Regions from separate parts of the Homo sapiens genome. Here region 2 is linked to region 1. The links are chromatin loops, found by intact Hi-C in ENCODE. Cell type or tissue: psoas muscle. All regions are shown on one strand. Each heading gives the region's core, and the rest is flanking DNA. Links, peaks and the distances in the headings are about the cores only. Region 1 holds the start of LOC124903320 (a long non-coding RNA gene). Region 2 has its middle 95 kb from the start of LINC00520.

Region 1 (15,387 bases), core at 6,209-11,208:
CCTATTGGTTCTATTTCTCTGGGGAACCCTGATGATACACTGCTGTATCTTATGTGTATATGCCAACAAGTGGTGGTAAAGCAAGAAAGTGCCTTTCCCTTCAAAATGGAAACTTTCTATAGAAATATGTGGACTTGGAGCAGATATTAGTTATTCCTTGCATTTAGGGTATGGACCCTGGTTCAAGGAAATGAACAAGTCAGGGGGCAAGGCATTGATGAACAGGGCAGTTGATAGCTCTTTTGCTCAGGCCCCAGAACTACTACCACCAGACTTCTATCACAGTCCCTGTGAATGCTCTGTTGACCACGCTGGTGTCTGATGATCAGTCTGGAAGCTCTCCCTCCCTCCTGGCCCCAGGATGAAGACAGATGGGGAAAGGGCACACGTTGCATGGAACAGAATCTGCAGAAAATGCAAAACCAAAGAAAAGAAAGACATTTCCTTTAGCCATATCTGGCTAAAGTTGTTCAATTCCAGCAAGGAGAATTTGGAAATTAATGTGAGTCCACCCTAGTACAGATTATTTATCTTTTATTGTATATAATTATGATTGATAACTGTAATGATAGGAATATAGTAATAACAGTGGTGACCATGAATTGAATAATTGCAATGTTTCAGCTGCTGTGCTAAGTACTTTCAGGATATCATCTCATTAAACCTTCCACTAAATGAAGTAGATTCCATTTTTATCCCATTGTACAGATGAGAAAACTGAGACCCAGAGAGATTCATTGACTTGCCCAAGATCATACAGCTACTAAGTGGCTTAATCAAGGCGTCACCCAGGTAATGTGACACTAGAACCTCTATGCTCTTAACCTCATTCCCTAGAGTGAATGTGGTCATTCTTATCTGGTTCTTTGTGCTGGCTTCATAAAGTTAAAGAACCCTCTTCAGTTCTTGAATAAGGTAGCCCTCAACGGACAACTGCAGTCAAGATTTGGGTGTCCAGACTGGACTGAGGAGGTGCACAGCTTGCCTATTAAATGCTGCCTTAGCTAAGCTTGTCCCAGCCAGGTGAGCCATCTTTTCAGGTTCCCACTCACAGTAACATTTGCTGCTTCTTAGGATGTCAGCATTGTAATCACACCACCTTTAAGTAGACAGCCTTTGGTTCCAAATTCTTGTTCTGTTCCTCAAGCTGTGTAGCCATCAGCGAGTGGCCTAAACTTTTACAGCCCCAATCTTTGTACCTGTCCAGCAAGGATTCTAACACCTTCTCATAGATCATTGTGAGGACTATAGGATAAATGTGGGTCAAGCATCTTACACTGCCTGGCACGTAGACAGTACTCAATGAATGTTCATCTCCCAGCGCAAGAGCTGTATCTTCTTGGTCCTGTACATTTCACCCACCATCACCTAAGACTTGGAGACATCATTTTTTTCAATGTGCATGAATAGAATCCTTCAATCAGATATTGTTGAGTGCAAATATGGTGGTGCAAATACGATGCTAAGCACAGTGAATTAGGCCTCTGGTTCCCAAGTGTCCCTGGCTCCTGAGGTGGGGTCAGCATGGCAGGTCCCTGGTTTGTTACAGTTTTGTCCACCCTTGGTGTGGGCTCACAGGGAAGGCTGGAAGCTTTGAAGAAACTGACACTTGGATGGAGTCTGCTGTGTGCACTTTAGGGACTGGAGTATGAGTTCTCCAAGCTCATTGCAGAGAGGCATGCACGGGCTTGATTGTGTGGGCTGGTATCTCACATCCCAGGGCATAACTATTGAGAAAGACCTTCCTAGTATGCAGGAAAAAGAATTATAGACTTCTGCCACTTGGAGGTGGCAAGGATGGTGTTTTCTTCAGCAGTAGGAAGGAAGCATCAGGATAAAGAAGTTTCTGTAGTTCCTGAATACCATTTTACTTTCTCTCCTACTTATTATTTCATAAGGCCTAATGGGATGTGGCAGACTCTTGACTCCTCCATGAAGTGGAGACAGGCCAGCACCTGCGATGAGGGCTGCCTGGGTGACTTGTGGTTGTGTCAAAAGTGTTTGCTCAAGAATAAGCTGTTTGCTTTTCATCCTGACGTCTGCTAAGCCCAGGTGCTGGAGCTATTTTTGGTAGCTGACTTCAGGAATTACTTTTCGCTATCCCCAGGCAGATCTCATAAGCCCATAATTGCTGTGAACCTCTGTGTGTGTGTGTGTGCGCATGCACTCAGGTGCATGTGTGCTTCATAAGCTTGCTCACTGATAATAAGCCAGATTTAGAGTCTTAAAAAGCTCCCTATCTGATTTTTCCACACTTTCTTATGACCACTAGTTCCTCTTTAACCACCAGGGATAAAGTCTTTGAGGAAGAGAATTGTTCTGAGCAACGCCTGGTCTAATGTGCTCTTCTGATTGCACTTAGCTCCCAGGGTTCCTAGGCTGGACAGGCAGACTTTATAGCATCTGAAGGAGCATCTGGAAAGGACACCCTGCAATTTTGCACTTCTTGTCAGGCCAAGGTTCTTCTGCTTTAGAAATGAACCCTAAGACAGGTCATAAGCCAGGCCAAGGAGGGAAAAATAACTGGAAAATAAGGAAAATTGAGAAAGAGAAGTAGATTTTTTTTTTTTTTTTCTGAGACAGGGTCTTGCTCTGTCACCCAGGCTGTAGTGCAGTGGTGTGATCATGGTTCACTGCAGACTTGAACTCCTGGCCTTAAGCGATCCTCCTGCCTCAGCCTCCCAAAGCACTGGGATTACAGGCACAAGCTCCTGCATCTGGTTGAAAGTAGATTTAAGTAAAGTACATGTTTTTCAGTTAGATACAAGGAAGAATTGTCTCCCAGCAGGCTCAGAAATCATAAATGTGATCCTGAGGAAGTGAAAGACCACTCCTAAAAGATGCCATTAACAAGCAGCAGCAGCAGCAGCAGCAACAACAACCACCACCATGACATTTTAAAAGGTCTTACCTCACACCAGGCACAGTGCTCAAGCCAGTACTGAATGATTCATATAGTGGTTATTGTATCTCTATGATATATACAGTCTCAACCCCTTTTACACATATGGAAATGGAGGCTCATGGTTTAAGCCACTGGCTCGAAATCACAAAGGGGTGCATGGTGGCACCAGGCTACAAATGTAGGTCTGACTCCAAATCCCTAGGTAGTTTTCTGTCTCGGATTTTGATTAATAGGCTCCAAAGCAATGTCAGTGTGAGATGATTTGGAAGTGGAATCCATATTGTCTATTTTACAAAGTAGTTATCCAGATACATGAAATTACCTGTGTGAAAGCACTTTGAGGAGCATGCAGTACTGTTCAAGTATAAAAAGGCATCATCATCATCATCATCGTCATTGTCATCACCATCATCGCGGTCACTTAATTTCTCCAGCTCTGCCAATAGATTCTTATGGCATTTCACATATCCAATCACTAGGGGGAGGCAATAGACAATGCATATAAGCAAACTTAGTTTTGGAAGGAAAGTTTATTTTTCCTGTAAGTGATGCTCAGAGATTTAAAATAAATAAGCAAAGGTTTGTATTAGGGACTGGCAGCCATTCCCGTCAAGGTTTGATCTTGTGCTTTTGTTGAAGTGTTTCCCTGAGGGCATCTTCGTCTATCACAAATACTTATGAATAGTGGGTATTGCCCAACAAAGGCCTGACATCGACTTTTGTTTCATTGTTCCTGCTTCTTGCCTTCTTTCCCCACTGTGATTCTGCCTGTGATCATTTCTGCTTTCGTTGAGGTGCAGTTTTTCCTTTATTCTCCCCATTCCATTTGACTATGGACCGTGTTTGTTGGTCATCTGAGGCAGAGCCAGTAGGGCATGTTCCTGATCTCTCCTGTCCCTTAACGGTGCTGCCCTGGGGTACCTTTGGCTTCCATGGAATCTCTTCCTCAGTCTTGGGGTTCCTGAGGTGACCTTCTTGGCTCTCGTATGCAGACCATTCTGACTCTTCCTACATCATTCTCATCCACACTTTTCTTACTGTGGCGATGTTGACTTCTCTTTCCATCCTTCTGGAATTCCACATCTGCCTTCATTTCCTTTCTGCTAGGTGGAGAGGATGTTGGACTAGGAGTTCAGGTCCTGTGAGTACTACTTACTAGCTAGTTGGCCTTGAGACACAGGAGGACCCCACTGAGCCTTTGTTTCAGGGATCATTATAACTTCCATGTCTACTTCCCAGGCAAAGGACTATTTATTTTGTAGCCTAAATTAATCGGCCTAGGCTGTTCATGTAGAGTTATCTAAATAGTTCATCTTCTTTTCCATTTCATGTATTTCTGTGGGTCAGTCCCAAGGTTCTCATAAAGAAGCCCTCTCTGGTAGTGTCTGCACTGTTCCACCAGGTGCAAGTGATCTGCCAGCCAAAGTAGATTCTGCTGTGGCTTCCCTGGAAACCAAAGCTGTATGGGGTTGTGTCTTAGCTCATTAGGGCTGCTATAACTAATTACCATAGACTAGATGGTTTATAAACAACAGAAGTGTATTTCTCGCAGCTCGGAGGTCTAGAAGTCTGAGGTCAGGGTGCAGCATGGCCAGGTTCTGGCAAGGCCAGGCCCTCTCCTGGGTTGCAGGCTGCTCACTTCTCTTTGGGTCTTCACATGGGAGGAAGAGAGCAAGAGCGAGAGCGAGGACGAGAGGGACAACTCTCTGGATCCCTTTTATAAGGGCATTAATCCCATTCGTGATGGCTCCACCCACATGACCTATTTACCACCCAAAGGCCCCACCTCCTAATACCATCACATTGGGGATTAGGATTTCAGTGTATGAATTTTAGGGACACAAACATTCATTCCATAACAAGCTGTGCTGCCAAGGGGAAGTGCAGCTGTCTCCCCGGTGTGTTGCCTTCTGCTAGAAGGGTTCCAAAGCAGTGTTGCTTGAACCTCCATGAGCTAGAGTTCCCATTCCTCTCAGTTACCTCTCTCTCACCTACAGGGCTGGCTGGAGGTGGATTCCTGTAGTATCCCCCATACTTTCATTTTTAATAACTTCTATTCTCCTTTAACAACCAAGGACCAATCCATTGTGCCCAACTGTCTCTTTCCTTAGGATGAGTCCTACCTTCCTTCACCCTTCTGAAAATAGACTATTTGCCAGGCATGCCTTAATACTTTAAAGTCCATCAGGTGAAAAATCTTGAGTTCTTCCCAGGAGACTTTCCATGTATGTTTCCTGTTGTCAGGCCTGTCCCTGTGGCTCCTGAATATATCTAAGTCCCAGCGGTGGACAACAGAGAGCTCTGGCTGAAGACAAGAGTTCTGTTTTAGTTAAAAAGAGTTTCATTGTCATCAGAACTATCTTTCTCTTGTCTTGTCCTTTGTGGCTCTTCTTCCTTCTTCAGCATTTCAACCTTGATTTCTTTCTTTCATTTTAAATACCACCATAAGGTGTTTAAAACTGAAGGTGTGTCAAAATGACACAGGATTTGCTTCAAGGGGCTCCCCTGGACAAATTTCGGACAACCTGAGAATCAAAATTAGTAATAACAGTTATGAGTAATAACTCATTGCATTAAAAAAGAACCTATCCATCTATATTTATACTAAATAAAAGGGGAGGGGAGAAGGGAAAGCCTTTCTTTGTAGAAGAATGCCAATTAATAAATACAAATGATAGAATTACAAAAGCACCATTTTCAACCACTATGGTGGTTGAAATAATTATTATTGTAATATTATTACAATTATTTTTATTAATTTTTATATTATTTTAATTATTACATAGTAATAATTCAGGCAAGAATTATTAATGGTTTCTAAAACCATTGGCTGAAATGTTGTTGGGGAAGAGGATGTTCACAGTCTCAAAGTATCGTCCCATAGATTACTTACTAATTACAAAGGGAAAAGGGAACTTTTATGGTGGAGAAATTTGGCAGATACTGCTATAACTAAGTGATCAAACTTAACATCAATAATAGACAAATCATCATTATGGCCTCTGATGTGACATATGAGGACACAACACCACCTGCACAGAATTCCTGCCAAAAATATTGAATTTGAATCTAATCAAGAATAAACAACCAAATCAACCCAAATTGAAGGACATTCTGCAAAGCAACTGGCCTGGATTCTTCAAACAGTCAGTGTCATAAAAGACAAAAAGTCTGGGAACTATCCCAGATTAAAAGAAACTAACAAGACATTCAACTAACTGCTATCGATGTGTAATCGATGATTGGATTTTGGATACTGGAGGAAAATTGGACTCTAAAGAATATTATTAGCACAAGTAAGGAAATTTAAATGTAGACTACAGTAGTATACAGTTAAAAATGGTAATTTGGTTAATATAGAAAAAGTTAAAATTAAATTTAATATTCAGTATTTATGCATGTGTGTCTCAAACAAATAATTTCTGTGTTGTTTTAAAAAATCTCTATCTTATGGGCTGCCATATCTTATGGGCTGATCCTTACTCACTCCTTCTCTATTCTTCCCTCTCAATTTTCTTTCCTTTACTTTTCTGTTAGAGGGAACTAACACAGAAATAAGGGAACATAACCAAGAAATGGCCGTTTGAAGGGTACCATGATTAACTGGTGTTTCCCTTTGGGACAATTGTGGTATAGACAAAGCCTTTCATGGCCAGAGCCACTTCTATTTTTGTTGGACAAGTGCTTGCATGACACTAGCTTGAGTTATTTTTACTTCCTTTGGGCTCTGATGGTTGACTTACTTGAAAAGCACAGAATTTCCTTTCTTTGCTCTTTCTGGCTCTGTATCCAGGGCAGGAGCCTGAAATCAGGGAGGCTCCATAAAAGGGTCATGTGGATTCTGTAGCTCCTTGGATTAGACCATGGTCGGTGAAGCTGGCAGTTCCTTGCCAAGAAGAGAAAAGCTATTGTTTAAAAAAAAATTATTACTATTATTTATTATTATCTGAGTTCCAGCAGTCAAAATGCCTGAAGGAGGATAAGGTTGATTTCATAAACAATAGAATTAAAAAGAATGAATAATTATGTAAGGACAGCCTTCTTGCCAAATACAAATCTTTTTCCTGGCTTTGGAGGCGTTTCCTTGGTTTTGCTTTTTGAGTTAGTGGAGGAGATAAATTGAATTTGATGTCAGGAGTGTTTTAGAGAAAGGATCACACTGTCAGAGCCAAGCCCCTGGTTGGGGGGATGATGATAGAGACCCAGAGAGGTCTGGGTGATTCTTGAGCATAGTAACTTGCACTTCCCTGCCCATGGTGCAGCCCAAGGAGACCACATACTTCTTAGAGCTCTTCACAGGCAGCCTGGCCCCACAGCGGTGGAGAAGTCACATATGACTGGACAACAGCCAGAGGGCTCTGACGTTAGCCTCATGGAATCCTGATACCCCATCTTAATGCAAAGAGAATATCCAAAGGTCCTTATGCCTCCTGAAAGGGCAGGGTGGAGCTGAGAGAGGACTACAGTGGTAATGGGGAAGACACAGTGTGCTTGGACGTTTATTTAAACTTGGCAAGATGAAATTCACTACCATCAGCAAAATGGGGGCTCACATTCAGAAATTAAAATTAATTTCTGATTTATATAAAGCTAAATACTTTTATTTAAATATTTTTATGTAACTAAATTTGCTATTATTTAAAATTAAATAATAACAATAAAATTTCTGATTTATATAAAATTAATATTCTACTTTGACAGTTGGAGGTTGTGAAATTTGAATGGCTGTGCTTATTTTGTTGGGTTTAGCTGGAGCCTAAATGAATGAGAAGGCACTATTCTGGTGTTACCCATAGCAGACAGTATCTGAGTTTTCTTGGCTTGTTTTGGTTTGGATTACATGATTTCTCAGGACTATAAGACTGGCTATTTCAGCCCATTTCTCCTGGTTCACCTGGGATTCCTGAGACATAAAGAGGGCTACTGGTGGCTTGTGATGGGTCCTCCCCCTTTTCAGGCCTCATTACTCATCCTCAGTCTGCACCCAGTGGCCTGAGCTGTGAGAAGATGGGTGCTATGGTTTGAATGTGTCCCCCGAAGTTCATGTGTTGGAAACTTAATCCCCAACACAACAGTGTTGACAGGTGGGACCTTTAATGGATGAATGTTGTTATTGTGGGAGTAGGTTTGCTATAAAAGCAGGTTTGGCCCTCTCTTTTGTCTCTCTTGCCGTATGATATCTTCCACCATGTTATGACCCAGCAAGAAGGCCTCACTAGATGCCATCCCCTCGATCTTGGACTTTCCAGCCCCTAGAACCATGAGCCAAATAAATTTCTGTTCATTATAATTTGCCCAGTTGGTAGCATTCTGTTATAGTAGCAGAAGATGAACCAAGACAATGGGGATGGCCGTAAAGGCCCTGGGGGCAAAGGAACATGAGGGTGCCCACAGGAGAAGCTTATCCTCAGCACCTAAGAAGTAGGAGGCTCTCTTCTACCCTAGATGGCAGGGGTACCTGCTGCACATTTTCTTTCAGCCAGGCAAAGCCTACCTTACTTTCCTGGCAGGCAAGGATGCAGAGCTGCGGTGAGTATGGAGCATGGTAAGAGGCATCATCCACAGATGCGAGCTCCCCTCCTCTTCCCTATCCCCTGTCACTGGCAGTTACATAATCTCTCTTTACAGTGTGCCAGGCCGCACTGGGAGGCTGCCAGCTGTGGGTGCCCTTTGGTAGTTGTAAGGGAATCACACAGGCGAGTATGACCTTTGGAAATACAAGGAGGTTACTCGGGAGTCTGTAGCTTTAGGATCCTTGGGGAGACTGCAATTCAATCTGTATCCTGTGGCTTTGAGTTTTAAATCTCAACTAATAAACTCTCCATTACATGAAAGACTCACTGCTGCAGGAAACAGAATGCACCGTTTTGGGGAGGAGAGCGTAGGGCAGGGTGCCTCCTTCATCTCCAGAACAGTGTTGTCTGTTACTAAATGGCTTAGGACAGCAATGAGGTGAGGAGCTGGCCTTTGGCAGTTTTGGTGGTCTGATGAGTGGTTTATCTATTGTCAAAGACTCTTATTCCCTCTCCTCCTCAGTCCTCCGCTGCTCTCAGTGCTCCAGGCAGTGACAGCTGGATTCTGCCTGGCTGTGCTTGCCTTTTAATGGAGGTGTAGCCCTCTTTAGACACACACAAAGCAAGGGTCAGCTCCCAGCCCTCCAGGAATCTGGCTCTGTGGTGAGGGGCCTGCTCACCAGGCACCTACCCTACAAGGAGTGTTGGGTTCAGGGCACAGATTAGCAGCCAGTTCCTTTATCCAGAAAAATGGGAATGACATGGGGCTGGAGGAAAGCATGAAGGGAAACAAGATAAAAGGACACACACACGATAATGAGAATAAAACGGTACAGGAAATCAGGAGAATAAATGAATTTGTGAATGATGAGGGCTAATGCAATTGCACTTTACCTCCCAACTTTTTGGCAGCTACGACAAAAAATGAAGTATAATAATGGGAAAGAGAATTTCTATTAGTAATGATAGCTAAGATTTTCTGCCTTCTAGGTACCAGGCACTGTTTCGGCACTTTACTGGGATTGTCTCATTTTATTCTCACAAGAGCTCTGTGAGGAGGTACTAGTTTAATGCCTATTTTACATATGAAGAAACAGAGAGGAAGGTTACGTAACTGGTAAGTGGTGGACCGAGTTACGACATTACTCTGTCTGACTCCAAAGCCCAACCTCAAACTCTCAACCTATGCTATATATACTGCCTCAGCATATGGAAAAGGGGATGCATAGCTCTTTCTGTCTTCATCATCAAACCAAAATCTAGATTGGGGTCCCCCACTGGCCCAATGGGCCAACCTGATTTTACCCAGTCACTACTGTGTCTGTAGACAGAGAACAGAAAGCTTGTCTCAGGGAGCAGGTGCAACGAGGCAATGGGAGTCGTTGCCATTCCAGAAGGTCACTTAGAGGCAGAGGGGCAGGGAGACCTTGCTTCATTTCAGGCTTCCTGAACTTTAGATTTTTGCCTATTCCAGTGATGAATTCAGAAGTGAGGACAGCTATGTTGAAAACTAGGCATGAGGAGAAACAATTTTTTTTTTTTGAGACAGAGTCTCACTTTGTCACCCAGACTAGAGTGCAGTGGCACGATCTTGGCTCACTGCAACCTCCGCCTCCCAGGTTCAAGTGATTCTCCTGCCTCAACCTCCCGAGTAGCTGGGATTACAAGCATGCACCACCACACCCAGGTAATTTTTGTATTTTTAGTAGAGATGGGGTTTCTCCATGTTGGCCAGGCTGGTCTCAAACTCCTGGCCTCAAGTGATCGGCCCACCTCAGCCTCCCAAAGTGCTGGGATTACAGGCATCAGCCACTGTGCCTGGCCAAAACAATTTCCTTTAATTAAGTATCATGTCATTTCACCTGACACATCTCAGGTGCCCTCATTCTCTTGGCCTCACCTGTGTTCCAGACTCAGGGCTTGCTCCATCTCAGTTGCTGCAGTGACACTGGCTCTGGCAAGGCTCTGATGTGGGGCTGAGGCCCAGAGTCTTTCTGCCTCCTCCCTGCGGCACTGCTGGACGTGAATGAGCATCATGCCACAAGATGTGCCATCTGGATCCCCTGGGGGCAATAGGTCTTTTAATTTAACTCCGAAATTCAAAGTGTGACTGTGGGTCACATTCTACCAATGAGAATGAAGTTAGGTAAACAAATTCCCTGTCCATTCTTCTCTTTGATGGACATTTTTTCTCTATATAGCTTGGCCAGAGATGTCTTGTGTGGTCAAGAAGGTACACGAGTTGGGGATTGAATGCATCTCTTGAAACTTGTTGAGGAGCAGTGGACAGCATTTACTCTCCATCCTTCCCTGACTTGCTTTCCTTTTTCCTCAGGTGCAATGCCCTGGCACTGTACTTCCTAAAGCATTAGCCCTTAATCCTTGTCTCAGGACATGTTTTCAAGGAATTCAGGCTGAGAGTGCTCTAACATGGGTTTTAGAGTAAAAAGTGAAATTTCTTCTGAACTTTTCCTCTAGATTACTGTCCTGTCCCATTCAGTTTTAAGGGAAGATGACTTTGGTTGATGGATTAGGCTGTCCAAGAAGCAAAGAGCCCTGTGGCTCTGATGTGAGAGGTATATACTTTGCTTGGGGAGGGGGGTCTGATCTCTCAACCTCAAAAGCTCGACGTTATGCTATATATATATATATATATTTTTTTTTTTTTTTTTTTTTTGAGATGGAGTCTCGCTCTGTTGCCCAGGCTGGAGTGCAGTGGTGTGATGTCGGCTCACTGCAAGCTCCTCCTCCTGGGTTCACGCTATTCTCCTGCCTCAGCCTCCCGAGTAGCTGGGACTACAGGTGCCCACCACCACGCCCAGCTAATTTTTTTGTATTTTTAGTAGAGACGGGGTTTCATCATGTTAGCCAGGATGGTCTCGATATCCTGACCTCCTGATCCGCCCGCCTCGGCCTCCCAAAGTGCTGGGATTACAGGCGTGAGCCACCGCTCCCGGCCACAGTATATGTATTTTAAGCACCAGTTTGTTGTTTACCAGACGAACATGAGAACAGCACAGACCCACTTCCCTCCAGACGTCCAAATGGCTGTGTATGTTTCAGGGACAACCAAGATGAGACAGACTGACGCATTTGGAGTCAAAGACTGCTCAATGGGTTCTTTTGGGACAGAGGTATATCTAGTCTCTCCATGGTAAGTTTGATTGGGATGAACAGTTCATTTCTTTGCTGCTTACCTGGTCCTGCCTTGACGGCCCCATCTCTTCTCTTTTGTCTGTGCCCTCTGCCTTCACACACGATTGTAGTGAGATGATCCAAATTCCTCTGGCTGAGCCTTGTGTCTCTCCTTCCTAAAAAGCTAAGTGGTGGTTCAGCCACGGAGGACTGAAAATCTGTTGTGAATTGGTGATATTAGAAAGTTGCGGCCACAACTTTCCATTTTAATCACTTAGAATGAGTTCCCTTGCTCTGATGTCACTGCCAAATTCCTGTGGGACTCTTCACAGATGAATTCCAGATAGCTGAGCATCTTGTTGTCAAACAGAAAAATAAGAACTGGAACATTTTTCCCCACTGGGTTAAGAAAATGCTGCAAGTGAGATGTCCTGGTTTCCCATGACAACGCCCCCTCCTTTAGCCAATCACTTTAGCTAGTCACATCTGTTGGCCCCTGGCTATAGAGAAGTCACTGTGAGGAACCGTGTGGTTGCTGGAGGCTTGTTTTACATACCCGTTTCTATGGGTTCTCACACAACAGTGACACAACCTAAGATTTCATGAGCTAATGGATCTCTGAAAAGCCAATTTAAATTTCCAGGGTTTATGAAATGTTCCTAAGTGGTTCTGTAGCTATTACAGTGAAAATACCAGAGCAAAGCCACCCTAGAGCAAAGCTGTTGAACCTCCATTCCAAGCCTAATTGTGAGAGGCTGCTTAGGTAATATCAGTATGAAAGAAGCTGCTTTATGTGTGGGAGAGAAAGGATCAATCCATGACTTCAGAGTGCCCTAGGCTGGGTCAGATTGGAGGTAGGATGGAAAAAGGTCTTTGAGGATCAGAGAAAGCAACCCAGCAGAACCCACACCACTCCGTGCACAACCCACACAGCTCTGTCCTTTTCCACTTCAAAATCTTCCGGCAGACAGCACAGAGGCACAGCATGGAAGCTATGCCCCCCAAACCAAGATTGGAGCTTCCCCTGGAGTCCCTGTTTAGAGGAAAAGTCACTGAAACAGACTTTCCCGGGGGTCTTCAAAGAAGTCCCATTTTGGTGTATGGTATTTTGGGACTATGGCCTCAGAAGCAGTGGCTATCCAGGCCCCACTGTGAAAGGAGCACAGCGGTACAAAAGGTTTAGGGGTGATGAAAGGTGGAAGACTTGGGTAAAGGCAGGCAGGAGGCACCTCCGGGTGTGTGAAGTTGAAGCATTAGTTTTCGCATGGAAGGGCTGCTCTGGTCCAGGAGCTGGAAGCAGACAGAGTTGTGAGCCCCCGATGCCCAAGCCTGGGATTTCTTCCTCCACTCACCATCAACTCCAATCCCATTCTCCACTGTGGCTTGTGAGACTCCCTACCTTGTCTGGTCCCCAGGAGCAGAATAGATTTGGTGGCCTCATGGACAGAAGGATCCTCACACAGTGGCTGCTTCTAGGATCAACATGACCCCCTTAGATCCTGGAATCTGGATTCTTCTGGGAAGAGCTTCCCGCTTCCCCATTTTAAGCACCAATTTGTTGTTTACTGGATGAACATCAGAATAGCACAGGCCCCTTTCCTTTCAGATGTCCAAGCGGCCACATATGTAGCAGGGACCATCAGGAAGGAAACAGACTGATGCATTTGGAGTCCAAGACCTTTTACTAAATGAGTTCTTTTGGGATCACAGACGGATAAACAGATATATGTTCTCAGCGTTTTCTTGTTCATATCTTTGGTGCCAGGGTGTCTGAGTGCTCTTTTGTTGAGAGCTGCATACAAAATTCACTACAGACTACTCAGCCTGGGGTCTAGTTTCTCTCTCTCTCTGTAGATTCAGCAGGACTGTGAGTTGACCATAGCCCTTCCAAAAGCAGACATGGCCTCTACTCAGCTAATTTTGTCTCCCAACTTTTCTTTTTTCTGTGTGAACCTTTTAATAGCTGGGCCAGACCATTCCTATGGAGACGGTTAAGTAAATTCCCGCGGAGCAAGGTAACATGATAGCATTTCCTTGGTGGTGTATTTCTACCATTTTTTCTACTTCTTGTTTTGCTCATCTCTCTTCTCCTTCCCTTAATGGCGTTTTTTTTTGGTTAATAGAGTAAGGGCCCTGTCAGGCTGTTGAGGCACCCAGAGTTGCTGGTTCTTCCTGGAGTGCTGAATTAATATTCAGTGTAGAGAAAGAAAAATACCTTACTCTGGAAATTCAGGACATTTCCTTCCTTCCTTCCTTCCTTCCTTCCTTCCTTCCTTCCTTCCTTCCTTCCTTCCTTCCCTCCCCTTCCTTCTCTTTCTTTCTTTCTTTCTTTTTCTTTCTTTCTTTCTTTCTTTCTTCCTTCCTTCCTTCCTTCCTTCCTTCCTTCCTTCCTTCCTTTCTTTCTTTCCTTCTTTCTTTCCTTCCTTCCTTCCTTCCTTCCTTCCTTCCTTCCTTCTTTCTTTCTTTCTTTCTTTCTTTCTTTCTTTCTTTTCTTTCTCTCTTTCTTTCTCTCTTTCTTCTTTCTTTTAGATGGAGTCTTGCTCTGTCGCCCAGGCTGGAGTGCAGTGGAGTGATCTCAGCTCACTACAACCTCTGCCTCCTGGGTTCAAGCAATTCTGTCTCAGCCTCCCTGAGGGGTAGCTGGAACCACAGGTGCATGCCACCATGCCTGGCTAATTTTTGTATTTTTAGTAGAGATGCGGTTGCACCAGTTGGTCAGGCTGGTCTCAAACTCCTGACCTCAGGTGATCCACCTGCCTCAGCCTCCCAAAGTGCTGGGATTACAGGTGTGAGCCACCATGCCCAGCCAGGACATTTCTATACAAAAAGTTGCTTCTCTGTGCTGAGGCACACTAAATACAAATCTTACTTTTCTGACAAACTGGAGACCTTCTAGAACAATGATTTCCAAATTTTTTAAAGAATCAAACTCCTCCTCAAGTGATGTATTAGACAGATTGTGCAGCAGCCCTGGCTGTGGAGTGGGATAGATGCCCCACCCTTTTGGGCTTCTTTCCCTCTCCCTCCCTTGGCAGCCATCCATGCGCCCCTCCATTGAGCTGTGACTCTGCAGAACAGGGAGAAACTATGCTGGTGGAAAGTGTGAGCTGGTATGTCTAGGTATTTATTGACAAAATCATGATACTGCCAAAGACTATATATGTTGCTGGTTTGACAAAAGTATGTTTGTATATCTATGGCACAGGTGAGCTATGGCCTCTATAGAGAGCCATTTGACAGTTAGGTATAGTTCCTGCCTAGAGGGAAGTAACAACTTAGGTCCTGTAACAGGCACACAGATATGTGTATGGTGGTGGGTGCTGGGTATCTACGTTTCCAGGTCATTTCCACCATGACCTAGCCCAGATAAACATGAAGATATGAGGAAGGCTTCTTGGGAGCCACAAGTCTGCTTAGGGACCAAACAGGAGAGATTCTTCCATCATTTTTGAATCAACATTCCGTGACAGTCAAAAAGCCATAGGGTTCCCCTCTGGGTTTCCTTAATCCTATGTTGGTTCAGTGAAGCTCATCTATTCCAGTTGACTTGAAGGTCATTGATAACAAATTGATGATTTGGTGACTGTTACATAACTGTTTCGATTATGAATTTTGATTGACCTCTGCCTCCCCCACAAGTTATCAGCACCCATGTTTCCTATCCCCATTGCTGGCGGGTACCATGAACCATTCACTACTTGTGCTTGGGCTGAGTCTTTCTCAACAAGCACAGCCTAGGAAGCAAGAACAGCAGGTGGAATTGTGTGCTCTGAAGGCTGTTGACTGACAAGGCCCGGTATGTGGTATTAACCTACCCTGGCCAGCTCCTGTTAC
Region 2 (15,387 bases), core at 5,804-10,803, 180 kb after region 1:
TCTTTCACCCAGGCTGGAGGGCAGTGAGGCAATCTCGATTCATTGCAATCTCTGCCTCCCGGGTTCAAGCGATTCTTGTGCCTCAGCCTCTTGAGTAGCTGGGATTACAGGTGCACACCACCAAGCCCAGTTAATTTTCTGTATTTTTAGTAGAGATGGGGTTTCGCCATGTTGGCCAGGCAGGTCTCGAACTCCTGACCTCATGCGATCTGCCTGCCTTGGCCTCCCAAAGTGCTGGGACTACAGGCGTGAGCTACCGTGTCTGGGCTGTTGGTTGGTTTTGTTGTGACCATTTAGATGGCCTTGCTTTGAAGCCCAGGCTCCAAGACCTGGGAATCTTAGGTGCCAGGGGTATCAGGAGGGAGGAGGAAGCACACCTTCCTCTGGCAGCTTCTGCTCAGGGCTGCTTTTAAGGCGCCTGTTGTGGATTCCGGTGCTTTGCTTCTGATCTCTGGTGAAGATCTCTATGCTCCTGGAAAATCAGCCTGGAGCAAACTCAGGGTCTTGGGATACTGGTTGCCATCTATCTCCAATATCGTGGGGAACAGCCCATCGTGAACTGATCTCTTTGATAAACTCAGCTCAAGGACATCCTTAGTGCTTTGTCGGCAAGGCAGCCCTTTCCCCTGGGCCCTCTCTGAGCCCCTTCCATGTTGGATTTCCTCCACAGCTGTTATGACTTTGACAGTCTTGGGACTAATTCCCTATCTTGCAAGGCAGCTAAAAGGGAGGGAACACTCATTGCAGTCTGACAATCTGAGCTTTCTTCTGGGGCAGAATGACCTTAAGGAAAGTCGGGTGTCATCAACAATCACCAAATCCCAAACCCAGCTCTCCGCCTATACTCCGCTTAGAGCTGGGCTTGGGAGAACCGGGTTAATGCACACCTCTTTCTAGCAAGGAAAGATGAAAACATTTTTCCTATGCAGGAGGGCCAGAGGGTGAGTATTACAGTGGAGGGAAAGATGGTAGATCTATTTATCACTGTGTTGTCACTTGAAGGGAAAACAAGCTTTAGTCCCACTTGCCATGGGGCCCAGGTGGATGCCAATTGAGTTACTAAATTTCTATCTGAAAAATGGTGTCCAATACTAGAGCCTTCAGGGGACATCCTTAATGGGAAGCATTGGCAGAGCAATAAATATCGGGCCGCAGTTCTTGCCTGGGCATGCTGACTCCAACGCTGATGCTGCACACTTGTTTACTCATCTTTTTCTGGAGACAGTCCCCAGACTCGGGAATCTGAGGGATTGTCCCAACAATACTTTAAGCCTTCCATTAGGCCTCTGTGCCAAGCACTAATGAGGCCCAAGTCCTGCAGCAAAACTCCAGCCCCTCCTTCCTCATCAACTCAGTTTTACTCTTTCTGCCAACTCTGGCAATTGACTCATGAGAAATCCTGTTAGAGGATTTTTTTTTTCCCTCTTTAAAACCCACTCACTCCACACCTCATAAAGGTTACAGAAAGGTGCAGTAATGGTCTGGCAGACATGTACCTAGTGAGATAAATTTTCCATTGTGAAAGCATCTACTCCTCAATTTGGTTCTGATGTAGAAGGCACAAAATCCCTTACCTCACTTCCTGAAAGTTGCCAAGATGTGACATAGAAAGCGTATGAGGACCCCAGGGGATTTGGTACTGGTATCTCATTAGAGGCACTGACATTTATGATATATCAAAATTTTAGTGGGAGGTTTAAGGAAGATTCAAGATTTGGACAGTTAATGCTATGATTTCCTTAAAAGCATGAGGCACTGAGTAGCAATGGATATTTTTGATCATCCAAAAAAAATCCCCTTCTCTATGGAAACTTAAAATCTTAAGAAATAGTTTAATTTCAGCTCTTCTGTCTACAGGCAAGAGAGTAACCTCTGGCCGCAGAGAATAATCCCTGTCACTAACATCACGGAGAATTAAAGACACAGCTACTAACACCTTCTACCTCTCCAGGAGAATGGCTTTACCAAAGTCTTCCCGAATGCCCAATCAAAAGAATTTTCCCAATTTCTTTGTACCATTAGGCAGTTCTACATTTATTCAATCATTCAATCATTCAACAAACTACTGCTGTGTTGAATGAACAAAACAGGCAGGTTCTCTGGATTACAGCTGAGCAAGGGGGAATTAAGGATGAGTGGGGAGGTGAAGATCACGTAGTCCAGGGGCTTGAACCAGGACCCAGATGCTGCCAGTAGTGTAAGGAGAGGCACACAGAGTTGTGATCTGTTTTGAAAATGTAATGATAGAACTCACTGAAGAATAGGATACGAAAGGATGGACAACTGGTTTCCAACAGAAACAACCTGGGGGATCCAGGTGCATAAGATGAAGAAGAGCAGAACAGGCATACTTTTTTTCCTCCTGCAGTTCTGACCATTCTTTCCCTTTTCTTTGTGAGTTTCTTTCACTTTGTAAGTCCTTTAAACGTCGATGTTTTCAGGCAATTTATCCTTAGCCTTCTTCTCTCCCATGTGAGTTATTTCTTCCACATCCGTGGCTTCACTTACAAAGCAGATGACTCTCAAAGCCATGCAGACAGCTCAGCTCAGGCCTGTCCACTGAGTTCCACATCCATGTTGCCCACCAAACACTGGGTCTTTTCATGGGGATGTTTCTTAGGCATTTGAATTTGAACGTGTTAAAAATGGAACTCCCCTTCTCCCCCAGCCATCTTCCACTACTCACTATCTGTCTCTGCTAACTTGTCCTGCTCCTATGTTTCCTGGCTTTGGTCATTGGACCACCAGCCTGCAGGTCACCCAAATCAGCATCCTGGAAGGCATTTGAGATCCTCCTTGCCCTCTCACAGCATTCCTCTTCTCACTCTATGTTATTGACTCTCTAGCTTGTATATTTCTTGGCTCTGCCTTCTGCTCTTCATCTCCCCCTCCAGCTTCACAATTTCTGTCCTTGTCATTTCTCATCTAGGGACCACAATGTCTTCCAACTGTTCCCTCTGTCTCAGTCTTGATTCCTTTCAATCCATCCTCCATGCTGCTCCCAGAATGATCTTATTCTCCCCTCCAAAGCTGGTAGGTGGCTCACCACCTCCTTAGGAATAAAGCCCTTTGCACATTAGTTTAAAACTTCCAAAGCCCAACTCCTGCTAACAACCACAGTGTCATCTCATTTCACGCTTGATAGAAGTCATCCTTGCACCTTCCTTAATACCTATCTCATGACCTTTCTTGTGCAATGTGCCCTGGGGTTGAAAGGCCTTCTCCTCCTCTCCCTTATTCACTTGATTTGTACCCACCTTCAAATTCATTGAAATCCTTCCTTCTCTTGGAAACCTTCCCTGAGTCCTCCGGCTGACGTGGGCACCCTCTCTCTGTGTGTTCTTACCCCTTCATTAGGCATTCTGTACCCCAGGCTGTCACTGTTAATTGACTCCAGTAGGTGGCAAGTTCTGGAGAACAGGGTTTCTTTCTTATGTTCGTCTGTATACTTAGCACCAAGCACTGGATACACTGGTAACCATCAATACATTTAGCTCAATGAGTGAACAAACTGGTTTTTATGCATTTTGCAGAGAAGCTCTATGAGAAATATAGATCCTGCCAGGCACGGTGGCTGACACCTGTAATCCCAGCACTTTGGGAGGCTGAGATGGGTGGATCACCTGAGGTTGGGAGTTCGAGACCAGCCTGACCAACATGGAGAAACCCCATCTCTACTAAAAATACAAAATTAGCCAGGCATGGTGGTGCATGCCTGTAATCCCAGCTATTCAGGAGGCTGAGGCAGGAAAATTGCTTGAACATGAGAGGTAGAGGTTGCGTTGAGCTGAGATTGTGCCATTGCACTCTAGCCTGGGCAACGAGAGCAAAACTCTGTCTCAAAAAAAAAAAAAAAAAAAAAAAAATATATATATATATATATATATATATAGAGAGAGAGAGAGAGAGAGAGAGAGAGAGAGAGAGAGGGAGAGAGAGATCCATATATACAAACTATGTTTTCATCTTTTTTGTCTTGAAAAATATTATTTATTAATATCCCTTAGGCTGATTACAATAAACATACAGAAAGCCTTGACTGAGTCTCAGCTATGAAGAATAAGACGATAAAATTCACACACACTCGTTAACTAGTATCCTCTCTTAATCTTGAAATTGCATCCTATTAGACAAATGATTTATGTTTACCGTAGGAGTGTAAACAGCTCTCTAATTCATGAATATTAAGCAGCATCTGTATGTCATTTAAATAAGGGAATTACTATCCTGGGAAAGTTAGAAATGGGAAAAGTAAAAACAAAAATGAAAACAAGAAAAAAATTTGGAAGAGCTCAAAAGGTTTGTCTTACCATTGGCATAAATTATAACTCTCATGGAGCAGGAACACTGTCTGGTTCACTTGGCATTCCCAATGCCAAATGCATTGCTTAGCCCAGAATATATGAAGAAGGAAGGAAAGAGAAAAAATAGGAATAAAAGATGATGAAGACTGGATGACATGGGAGCAACAATGGGCACGTTTTAAAAATACACGTGCAGTTTGTTCTTACATGAGACATGCACAGAATTTTCAATGGAAGAGTGGTCACTCAACTTCATACTTAGCCTTTTTTTACCCACCTTTCTACTTCTGGGACAGGAAAAGCCTGAAACTATGCCTCTCAGACTTCTTAGCCAGCTGGCTTACTAGATTCTGCCAATGGGAGGTAGTGATGGGAGACTATCAGCTCCAGGCAGCAGTAGCAGCAATGGAAGCAGCATCAGTGGGCAGCAAGCGCCTCTCCTGGGTTCCTCCTCAGCAGCCAGGTGATTCCTACTGTGGCAGCCAGGAGAGTGCAGTGGACATGAGCCAGGACATCATGTCCCCCTTGCTCTTCTAAGCCCTTTCCACAGTTACTTATCTTTGAGCAATTTTGCAGTTTGGATTTTTGTGCTCCCCAATCCCTCCAACACCCCATGAACCATTTACCTGTATGAAATGCCCTCTGAAATATCTGGAATATTTTCCATTTTCTTGATTAGACACTGGCTGCTCCACAGACATCAACCACCAGACATTGACAAATGCGTAAATTAACATATCCATGTTTGGTTAAAGGTATACAAAGCCTCTTTCAACGGTAAAATGCATTTGAAACCAAATAATACATGAAATAAAGAAGCCAGTTGCTAGCAATGGGTATATTAAGTGTAATCTCTCTTTAATAGTGGGAGATTATTTGATTTTAAATCAGAAAAGGTAAAGAGATGTTAGTAGCCTCAGAGGCCTCTAGACCAGGTCATCTATCAGCCAGTTGTCTGCCTTTGGCAACCACCTCAACTCTTTCTGCCTTAGTTTCACTCTCTGTAAAATGAAAAGGGCCCAATTACAGCTCTCAGTAAGATTCTAAGACTGAAGTGTTGGGGATTTATACCTTTGAATAAAGTCTTCCTTGGACAGCTGGGAGGAAAATCCCGCAGATATAAGGAGACTCTGGGCTTGGCTAGAGCTCCCAGGTAGCCTGAACCTGATATGCATGTCTGTGGGCATCCTGTTAGCACATCAGAACGCCATTCCTTGCCAGAGGTTTGTCTTTGCTGTGCGCCCAGGAATCATTTCAAAAGCTGTGGATGCCAAGTCATTGCCGTGGCAGTGACCTCTCATGACCTTTCCCATTATACTCACAAATGCAATAAAGCAAGTTCATGCAAGGTGCGTATGATGAAATTAATAGCCCTATAACAAATACGAGGATTGTGCCAGGAATCTGTCACATTATTAAATACAAAAGAACATTTGTAGACATTGCAAGCCTGCTTTCTGCTGGTAAGTTTGCTCTGCTATATTATCATTGATTTATGTCTCTTAATGTGTTCCCCAGTCACCATATATATTTTGTTAATATTAATGTATTTATGCATCTTGAAATTGCCTAATTAATCCCTTGCTTTCCCAATGAGTTATGTAAGTTGGTGGATTTATATGATAAATATTATAATGAAGAAAACATAACAATGGAGCATAAAATACTAACTTAATTTACCATACCCATGGCAAAGAAGTTTAGACTATGATCTCCCCTCTGAAATTAACTAATATTTCTTATTGCTTTTCCTAATTAAAACTTATCTCTTTCCTATATCCTAAGGGTACCATTTTTATTCCTGAAAATATGTAGGAGCTACTATGTATCAAGTCACTGTGTTGGGGGTTTTGGAGAATATTAAACTAAGCAATAAACACACTCCCCTCCCTAGGTACTTAATTTTATTTATTTTTTAAATCTAGGACAATGTCTCTCCATTCAGCAACTATTGACATTTGGCATTTGCAGCCAGATAATTTTTTCTTTTCTTTCTTTCTTTTTTTTTTTTTTTTTTGAGATGGGGTCTTGCTCTGTCACCCAGGCTGGAGTACAGTAGCACCATCATGACTCACTGAAGCCTCGACCTCCTGGGCTCAAGCAATCCCCTCACCTCAGCCTCCTGAGTAGCTGGGACTACAGGGGTGCACCACCATGTCTGGCTAATTAAAAAAATTTTAGTAGAGATGGGGTGTTACTATGTTGTCCAGGTTGGCCAGATAATTCTTTGTTATGGGTGCAGGTTCTATGAATTGAAGGATGCTTAGTAACACCCCTGGCCTCTACTCACTATATAGCAATGCACCCCTTTCCAGTTGTGACAACCAAAAATGTCTCCAGACATTGCCAGATGTCCCACAGGGGGACAAAACGGCCACCACCACCTGCCGTTAAGAACCACTGCCCTGGTAGGAGATTTAGGCCTCCATTCAGGCCTCTAGATGGTTAGAGCTCTGCGAGGAGCTCCAGACTGAGCTCCTCACTGCTTTGGTCACCTCTGTCTACTCAGCACTTAGCACAGTGCCCGGCACATCATGGAGCCTAAATAATACTTGTCGAATGTTAGATGAATAAATACACATATCACAATGCAGAATAGGCCAATAGCGAGGTATAAATAGAACACTAGAAGAGTCCAGAAAAGGAATACACTGATACTGGAGGGATAGGGGCCCAGGAAGAAGAATTCCTGGAGGAGAGATTGTGGAAAAATGAGGTTGAGGAAGGCATCTTAAGCAGAAATGCTCTGAGAGTGGATGAGGATGAGCTGGGAGATCAGTCGACCTGGAGTGTAGGGTGGGCAGAAGATCGGTTGAAGATAGGGCAAAAAGAACTTGAACTCAGTTCATGGAAGGTCTGGACATGCAAGTTAAAACCACAGTGAAACGTCACCTCACTCCAGTAAGAATAGCTATCATCAAAAAGACAAAAGATAACAAGCATTGTCAAGGATGTGGAGTAAAGGGTACCCTTACACACTGTTGGTAGGAATATAAATTAGGACAACCATTATGGAAAATAATATAGGGTTCCTCAAAAAGAAAAAAAATGGAACTACCATATCATCCAGCAGTACAACTACTGGGTGTATATTCAAAGGAAATGAAGCCAGTATGTCAAAGTGATATCTGCACCCCTGTATTTATTGCAGCACTATTCACAATAGCCAAGATACGGAATCAACCTAAATGTCTATGTGTGAACACACATGTGAGATGATTAATGGGTATATTATTAATTGTGCTATAGTTTATAAGAGAAGAAGGTTGGAACCAACATAAATGTCCACCCTACGGAATTGGTTAGATACACAACCATAGCAAAGAATAAAGCGGCTGTTCATGTAAATATGGAATGACCACCAAGAGCTATTGTTGAATGAAAGAAGCAAAGTGCCAAACAGTGGCAAAACATGTTACCATTTTCATATCATTATGATAAAAAAATGAAGGATGAAATTTCAGAAAGTGTATTTATAGATGCCTAAAATATTTCTGGAGTGTACACAACTTGATGAAATTGGTTGCTATTGGGAAAGGAATTCAGTTGCTGGAGGTCTGGGGCAAAAGGAGAATTCTTATTATGTATATGCTTTTGAATTCTTTGAATTTAGAACTTGAAAATGTACTACCTATGCAAAGAAATTAAATTTAAAATATTAAAAGTGATTGTCCACAAATGATTTCAGTTCAATTCCTGATATGTTTCTAGGTATAACAACAACAAGAACCAACAACCTCAAGCAAACGTGTTATTTATAACCCAAGCTGCCTTCTAAGGGAAGTCATTGCCCATGGAGAGTGAGTCTCCTTGTTCTGCTGAGCATAGCAATTGTTTCTACACGTGAATTTGGGGGTAGGTGCAGAATTTCTCTGCATAAGAAAGAGATTCTTCCCAGGAGGCGGCGGTTGCTGTAAGCTGAGATCCCGCCATTGCACTCCAGCCTGGGAGACAAGAGCAAAACTCCGTCTAAAAAAAAAAAAAAAGAGGTTCTTAGGTTAATTTAAGGGAGAATAAGTGAGGAGGAAATTTGGGATGGGAGAGAGTAGAAGGAGATGTGATGAGAGTGAAAGGCTGGGTTTGCTACATGGGACAGAGATAGACTATAAAAAACTGAAGACCAGAGCAACCAGAATGAACTAGACAGAATTGTATATTGTTTTTCTTGGGTGCATAATGCGATGTTGCTTCGCTGTGATCCTCAAATCTTAATTATGGTACATGCAACAGTTCTGAACATCTTTCAAAGGGTTGTTGGGCAGACCAAATGCATCATTATACATAGGTGCTTTGAATAGTGCTTGATATATAGTAAGTACTCAATGTCTTAGTTATTAATAATAATTATTACTATTTGAACTTGTTTTGAAGGTGAGGATTTAGGAGAGTGGATACTTAGTTTGGGTCAATTCCAGAGTAGAGATCAATGGACAAGATGCAGAGTGAAAAACAAAATTACAGCAGAAGCTGGGAATTGGAGGTCAAAGATGATATAAGCATAAATATTTGAGGATCTGAGGAATTTTGAGGAGGGAGCTTAGGGCTTTGGGCTTTGATAAGAGGGCATGAATTCATCTTACCTAGATCTTAAGTGTCTGTGAAATCCCAGCTAACATCTGAGTTACAGAGCTAACAAGCACCCCAAGTTCCTATGGCTCTGATTACAAACGGACAGCAAAAATGTTCCCATATGCCCTGACTGAAACTCAGCACCTGCGTGATCCCGAAGTGGACACTGAGGAGGCTGTCAGGGAAGAATCTGATATTGAAATGAAGGTCATTGCTGCCCATCTAACATTTTATAGCTAGTTTTGTAATATGGTCTATCATAATGAAAACCAATAGCACACTTACAGACTGTCATTATCCAAATTGTATAGAGATTGTTACTATGGTTTTGTAGGTTACAACAGTGAATGTAGCTCCTGGAGGAGCCCACCCAGACATATCCTGCACTTCTGGGTGTCTGTTGGATATAGAAAGTAGAGGTCCGATTAGCCTCAAGGTCATTGCTGAGACCAGAGTTTGCTGGGATTTGATGCGGTTATTTACAATGTTGTCTTCTAGGAGGTAGTGCCTTTAGGGAATTACGTAACACCACCAGCAGCTGTTGTGTAGATTTAAACTGAAATTGGGTTATAAGAAAATGGTTTTGGGAGTCAAAACACTTGGTGTTTCTTCCTGTCTCAATTATCTGATTGTTGTCATTAGAGCCCCCAAATTATTTAACTTAACTTTGTTCCTACAGCAGGTTTTGTGTCGTGGGAGGAATTTTTTAAAGCAAGAGTAACTGATTATTCATATTTATTTCCCTAGGATATAATGTTACGTATGAGGGCAGCCTGAAATGATGATTTGGAATCAGAAAGCCTATGTTTGAGGGCTGGCTGTACCACTTAGCTGGCAAATTTGGGCTGTCCCATGAATCCCCACACACAGGATTTTCCTTTTTAAAGGTTTGCATTCTCTTTGTAAATGCTCATACCTCTGGGAAAGTGCCGTGCCTGAACCCTCCCACCTTCTCTATCTATCCATCTATGTTTATGTATCTATGTATCTACCTACCTACCTACCTACCTACCTATCATCTATCTCTAGCTAAGCAATCTATCCTTTACTGTTCATTAAATTCTTTTGTAAAAGCAATATCTGAGTAAGGAGGGCAACCAGAAGTGGTTGAGGCTGAACAGAACATTTCAGAGTCTTTCTGCCCTTGCCCTGGCTGGTGCTGATCTCCTGGTTTTCATACACAGGCTCTGGCCCTCCTTTCTAAACAAGGCATATCCTGGCAGCGGGAGAGCGTGGTAAGGAGATCTCAGTGGCATTGGCTGCTTACTTTAGAACTGAGCCTGTGCATTACAGACTGGGCAAGCTCATCTTGGATGGATCCCTGATCCATCCTGGAACACATCCACTATGGCAACCTCATTCCATTTCACGTTCCAGGCATTTGTCAGAATGAACTCATAGGCTCCAAGATGGATCAGTGCCTCTGCTGGAGCCGCGAAATCTGACAGTTGGCAGCCTCCTTGCAAAGAGGGTCTCAGCAAGTCTGCTTAAACTGGGTGATTAAGCTCTCGGTTGTTCCCTGCTTTGGGCTAGTTCGTGTGCACTGGGTGGCCTGCCTAGCAGATTCATGCATTTGTTAATTCCACATGTATTAAGCACCCTCTGTGAGCTAGGTATTCTGAGCCACTGAATATAGAAAGGTGCCCAAGACCTCCTTGATCATCCTCATTCAGATGCAGTAGCTCTGCACTCATCTAGAGGTGGGTCTGAAACCTTCGTAACTTTTCAGGGCTACCCAGCTTAATACCAACATTAGTTAATTTAAAGTCCATGGAGAATTTCTTAAAATCCACTGTCTTTATATCATACTGTGTGTTAAATTTAGCTAAGGCTGACAAAGCAGCACCAGCCACGAAGTGAGGATGGGGCAGAGACAGTCATTGTGCACTGCCTTTTGCCGTGCGGGGGCCAAATCCTTTACATTGATTGTCTCACTGGAACCTTTATAGAACTCCACCAAGCAGACAAAGTAACCCCCATGTAGATGAGGACATTGAGTCTCAACAGTTATTTGCCTAAGCTCCTGTGGCTCTGTGTAGTGAGGATGAGGCTATGATGTGTGGAATCTGGGATGGTCTGATTTTCAAAGCCTAAATTTGCTCCTCAAGCTGCTTTCAAGAGCTGCTTGGAAGCAAACCTTTGTCCTCTGTGTGCCCCTGGCACTGGGCTTAATGAATGAATGAGTGAATGGTGAACCACTGATGGATGGGTTGCATCTTTGTTCACAATTTTTTTTTTTGAGACGGAGTCTCATTCTGTTGCCCAGGATGGAGTGCAGTGGCACAATCTCGGCTCACTGCAACCTCCACCTCCCAGGTTCAAGTGATTACTCCCACCTCAGCCTCCTGAGTAGCTGGGATTACAGGCATGCACAACCATGCCTGGCTAAGTTTTGTATTTTTAGTAGAGATGGGGTTTCACCATGTTGGCCAGGATGGTCTCGATCTCTTGATCTCAAGTGATCCTTCTGCCTCGGCCTACGAGAGTGCTGGGATTATAGGCGTGAGCCACTGTGCCTGGCCCACAAATGTGTGTTTGATGAGTTCTTGACGCTGGCATCTGCACAAACGGGATGGATGGAGACTCAGTTTTTGGGGTCATATCAATGAAAAGCAGGGATCACATTTTCTGTTTCTTTGATATTCTATATTCTGTTGATGCTATCTCAATACCTGTTAATACTCTTGCTGCCTGAACTCCTACCACTATTAGAAAGAGCTCAGGTCTCCGAAAGATCACACCACATCGGGTGAGACCCAGTGGAGGTTTTGAGCATTTGCTCAACTAGTGGAGGAATACTTCAGACTTTCTTCCTTTATCTGCGTCATCTTTACTGTCTGACAGAATTGAGAGATTACAAGGTCATTTCTAACTGTTTCTGGGACTTACTGCTGCTTCCTTCTCCACAGCAATTTAAAATCTGTCTATTCACACACACACACACACACACACACACACACCCCCACACCTTGTCTACAAACAAAAGTTTGTTTGCTCTATGTAGAAAAATGCCACCAGAGGGCTAATTTGGCAGCTTTGTTGATTACCCATTGTAATGAGCCTTATTACATAATTAAAAGAATTTTTTTCTTAAGTGCATTTCGCTACTAATTAACATTTTACACATTCTGCAGTGGACACTTTAAGTTGAATCAGAGACATAATTATGTCATTTCTATGCAAAGAGCAGCTTATGAATTTTTAATTAATATTAAATCTGTTGATTAAAGGCTAATTCATAAGTAAACATATTACAGCTCACCACGGATTGCTCTCTAGAAGCTTGCCTTTGTAATTTCTGTGGTCCCTTGTCCCTTGCTAAGTGTCGAGGACTAAAGAAAAGCTGCCCACACAGATTCCAGGAACAAAAGTAATCCATGTCGAACTCTGTCTGAATTTTTAACTACCAGTGAGCTTTCTGTGTTCCAGTTGCTTTTAAAGTTGGAAGCACTTGGAGGGAGGGTTCAAGTAGGCAATGGAAAGCAAGTTGGCCTCACTTGCGCTTTATTTTCTTAAGCACCAAACTGGAGAATTGTACCCTTATGATGCACAAGCAGCTTTGCTTCCTGTGGCCACATCAGCCTGGGTGCACTGAGGAATTGGAGGTTCGTATTGTGTCTGGGGCAGCCTCTCCTAGGAAAATCACTGGAACCTCAGCCAGCCCTCGGAGGGGGAGGAGTAAGCTCCTAGGTGCTCCTGAAGGAAAGCTGTCTTCTCAGCTACGGATATGGTTTGGCTCTGTGTCCTCACCTGAACCTCATCTTGAATTGTAGCTCCCATAATTCCCACGTGTTGTGGGAGGGACCCAGTGGGAGATAATTGAATCACGGGGCCAGTTTCCCCCATATTGTTCTCATGGTAGTGAATGAGTCTCACAAGATCTGCGTTTTCTGAGGGGTTTCCCCTTCCACTTGGCTCTCATTCTCTCTCCTGCCACCCTGTGAAGAGGTGGCTTCTGCCATGATTGTGAGGCCTCCCCACCTACGTGGAACTGTGAGTCCATTAAACCTCTTTTTCTTTATAACTTACCCAGTCTTGGGTGTGTGTTTATCAGCAGTGTGAAAACGGACTAATACAGCTACTTTGGGGAGCATTTCCACTGCCCCTTCCTTTTGGGTCCACCTCATGCCGGGGGTTCTGGCTGCCAATGCCCTGGCCCTGGTCCTGGCTGCACTCACACAGGCTATGAATGTTGCACGTCTTACACGCTAGATGGCACAGAAATGGCCATCCTTCTCCTCAACAGTCAGCTGGCAAAACTTTTGAGGCCCTCCTTCCTTAGTCGCACCTTATTTGAGGCCACAAAACTGTTTTGCTTCATAATCCTGGTTTCTATTACACTTCTACCAGGCTGTCTGCCTTGGAGTTGGCATCCTTGTTTTAAGGCACTTGCTATTACTTGTAGATTGCTTCTCATTTCTCCTTCCTAAAGTTTACTTTAAGTAGCAAGTTTTTATTAGTTATTTCTGTGGAAGGCATAACAAAATCTTCAATGTAAATTCTATAAATTTCTACCTGACCATTTTACTCATTTACCATGGATTAGCTTTGATCTGTGCCTTGGCCTGGCAGTTCTTTCTGTAACCTGAGCTCCCTGTCCTATATCCACAGACTCACAGACTGTGTAAGAGCGTGTGTATGTGTGTGTGTGTGTGTGTTTTGCTTTCCTTGGTGGTAGGAGTCACTTCTGCTACTAGGAGGGTCCATGCTGAGAATGATTGTGTGGGACTGTGTTGCTTTCTACATCTCTGTTTAACAAATCCACCCTCCTCACACAATCTCATTGTTGACAACATTAGCACACAATATTATGTCATGTATTTGTATGTATTTAGTAAAGTTGTCCACATCTATCACCTCATTTGATCCTCATAATTCCCATGTAAGGGTAGAAAGTATTGTTATTCTGATTTTATCCAAAGGTAACTATGTCACAGAAAGGATAGTTGACTTGCCCATTGTCCTACAGCCGCTTACTTGTGAAGGCAGGAACAGACTCTTGTCCTTAACTGTTACTTCATTGTTGCTCTCAATCATATTATCCCAGAAACCCCTACCCTCAACCCCTCCATACCCGTATTCCCATCTGGTGCGAAGGAAATATGGAAAAGCTTAACCATAAGTCTTATGCTCTTGATCTCCCAATACTTCTCCAACTTAGTTGATCAATTTTTGGGATAAAGGCTTCTTATGACTGAAGTGCAAACATATCAGAACTAATACTGTACCATACCATACCATACCATACCATACCATACCATACCATACCATACCATACCATACCATATTCATATCATCAAAGTCATTTACCCAGAGTGATTGAGTTTAGTGGTTTCTTTCCCAAAAGCATATTTTTCTAGATGTGAAAAAATCACATTGGCCTGAGTCCTACAGATTTGAGGATCCAAGATAGCTCTTCATGGTGGAGACAGCTTGTAACTGATCACTGGGGGCCATGAGGTTCTAGCCTGGCATAAGCTGGTTACGGAGCTGACGACTTGATCTTGAAGGGACGTTGCTGGCAACGAAGGCTCTGCTTGAGACCCAGTGACAGATGTGGGGGGCCAGACATTCTTTTATGCTGCCCTAGTCATGTACTATGATTCTTCTTCATTCCTTTCCTTAACTTTCAGACAAAATGTATCTCTAGATCCTGAGTCTAAGGGCCAAAGCTTTGTCATTAAAACTAGAATCCCAGCTTCGGCCTGAGGAAATCAGGCCACTCTGGCCTTATGTCTAGGAAATGATGCTGTCCCTCAGCCCTGTCTGGATTTTGTGATGCTGATCAAGTTACTGCAGTAAGAGGTCTCTTCATTCAAAAACAATTCTTAGCCCTCTGATCTGCTGTCCTGCCAGCTGCCACATTAGAGGCTCCTATGCTGATCCTCACACCTGGACTTCTTGGTTTGAGGATGTCACTTCCCCATAGATCATGACTATTTACCCGTGCTACTTCCTTCTCTCCCCTCATTTCCTTTCAAGCCATGGACTGCCCAAGATGAGGACCTCAGAGTGGCTCAATCCAAACATTTCTATAAAATTCTAACAATTTCAACAGGGAAAGACATTGTTGAAAGTTTTTTCTTTCAACATATACAGAGATCAGATGTGGCCATATACTGTGCTATTAGTTTCCATTTGACTTTACAAAAAAATCTGGGTACACTGCTTTTTTAGACTCTTTCATAGCATCAAAGTTCTACAGGCATAGGGCCTGAAAATCACTATATGGTATACAATTGCTTATGCAGTGAATGAATGAATGAACCTGAAGTCTACAAATTTCAGCTCCTCAGGGCCCTAGTGACCCGCCCTCCCCTCCCTTACTCTTTCCTCTGTACTGGCACACTCAATGCTTCTCCAATGCACCCAACCTCTATCAGCCCAAGATCTTCCTATACACACTTAACCCCCTGGAAAAGAGCCTAATCCAGAGGTCCAGGATGGAGTTTCTTCAGCCATCTGCAACTTACCCTGACCAGAGCTGCCCTTGGCAATGGGGACGGAGTTTAGG

What was found. A loop is a pair of places that touch in the nucleus more often than their neighbours do. Peaks named below come from ENCODE experiments on the same cell type or tissue, not always from the same donor. Only the 100,000 strongest peaks of a DNase experiment are listed, where the experiment ranks them.
Region 2: it touches region 1 in a loop (3-fold over the local background); 1 of 110 quality-filtered maps calls a loop at or near these places.

The regions. Positions count from the first base shown.
Region 1 is chr14:55,704,143-55,719,529 of GRCh38, forward strand. LOC124903320 (a long non-coding RNA gene) reads left to right here and starts at 11,359. Exons shown (of 2, transcript XR_007064179.1): 1 at 11,359-11,572. In psoas muscle, for the core only: no CTCF peak of the experiment used is centred there; a DNase peak (open chromatin) is centred at 8,549.
Region 2 is chr14:55,883,724-55,899,110 of GRCh38, forward strand. No RefSeq gene overlaps it. Among named protein-coding and RNA genes, the nearest start is that of LINC00520, 95 kb to the left of the region's middle. In psoas muscle, for the core only: no CTCF peak of the experiment used is centred there; no DNase peak of the experiment used is centred there; H3K27ac peaks cover 277 bases.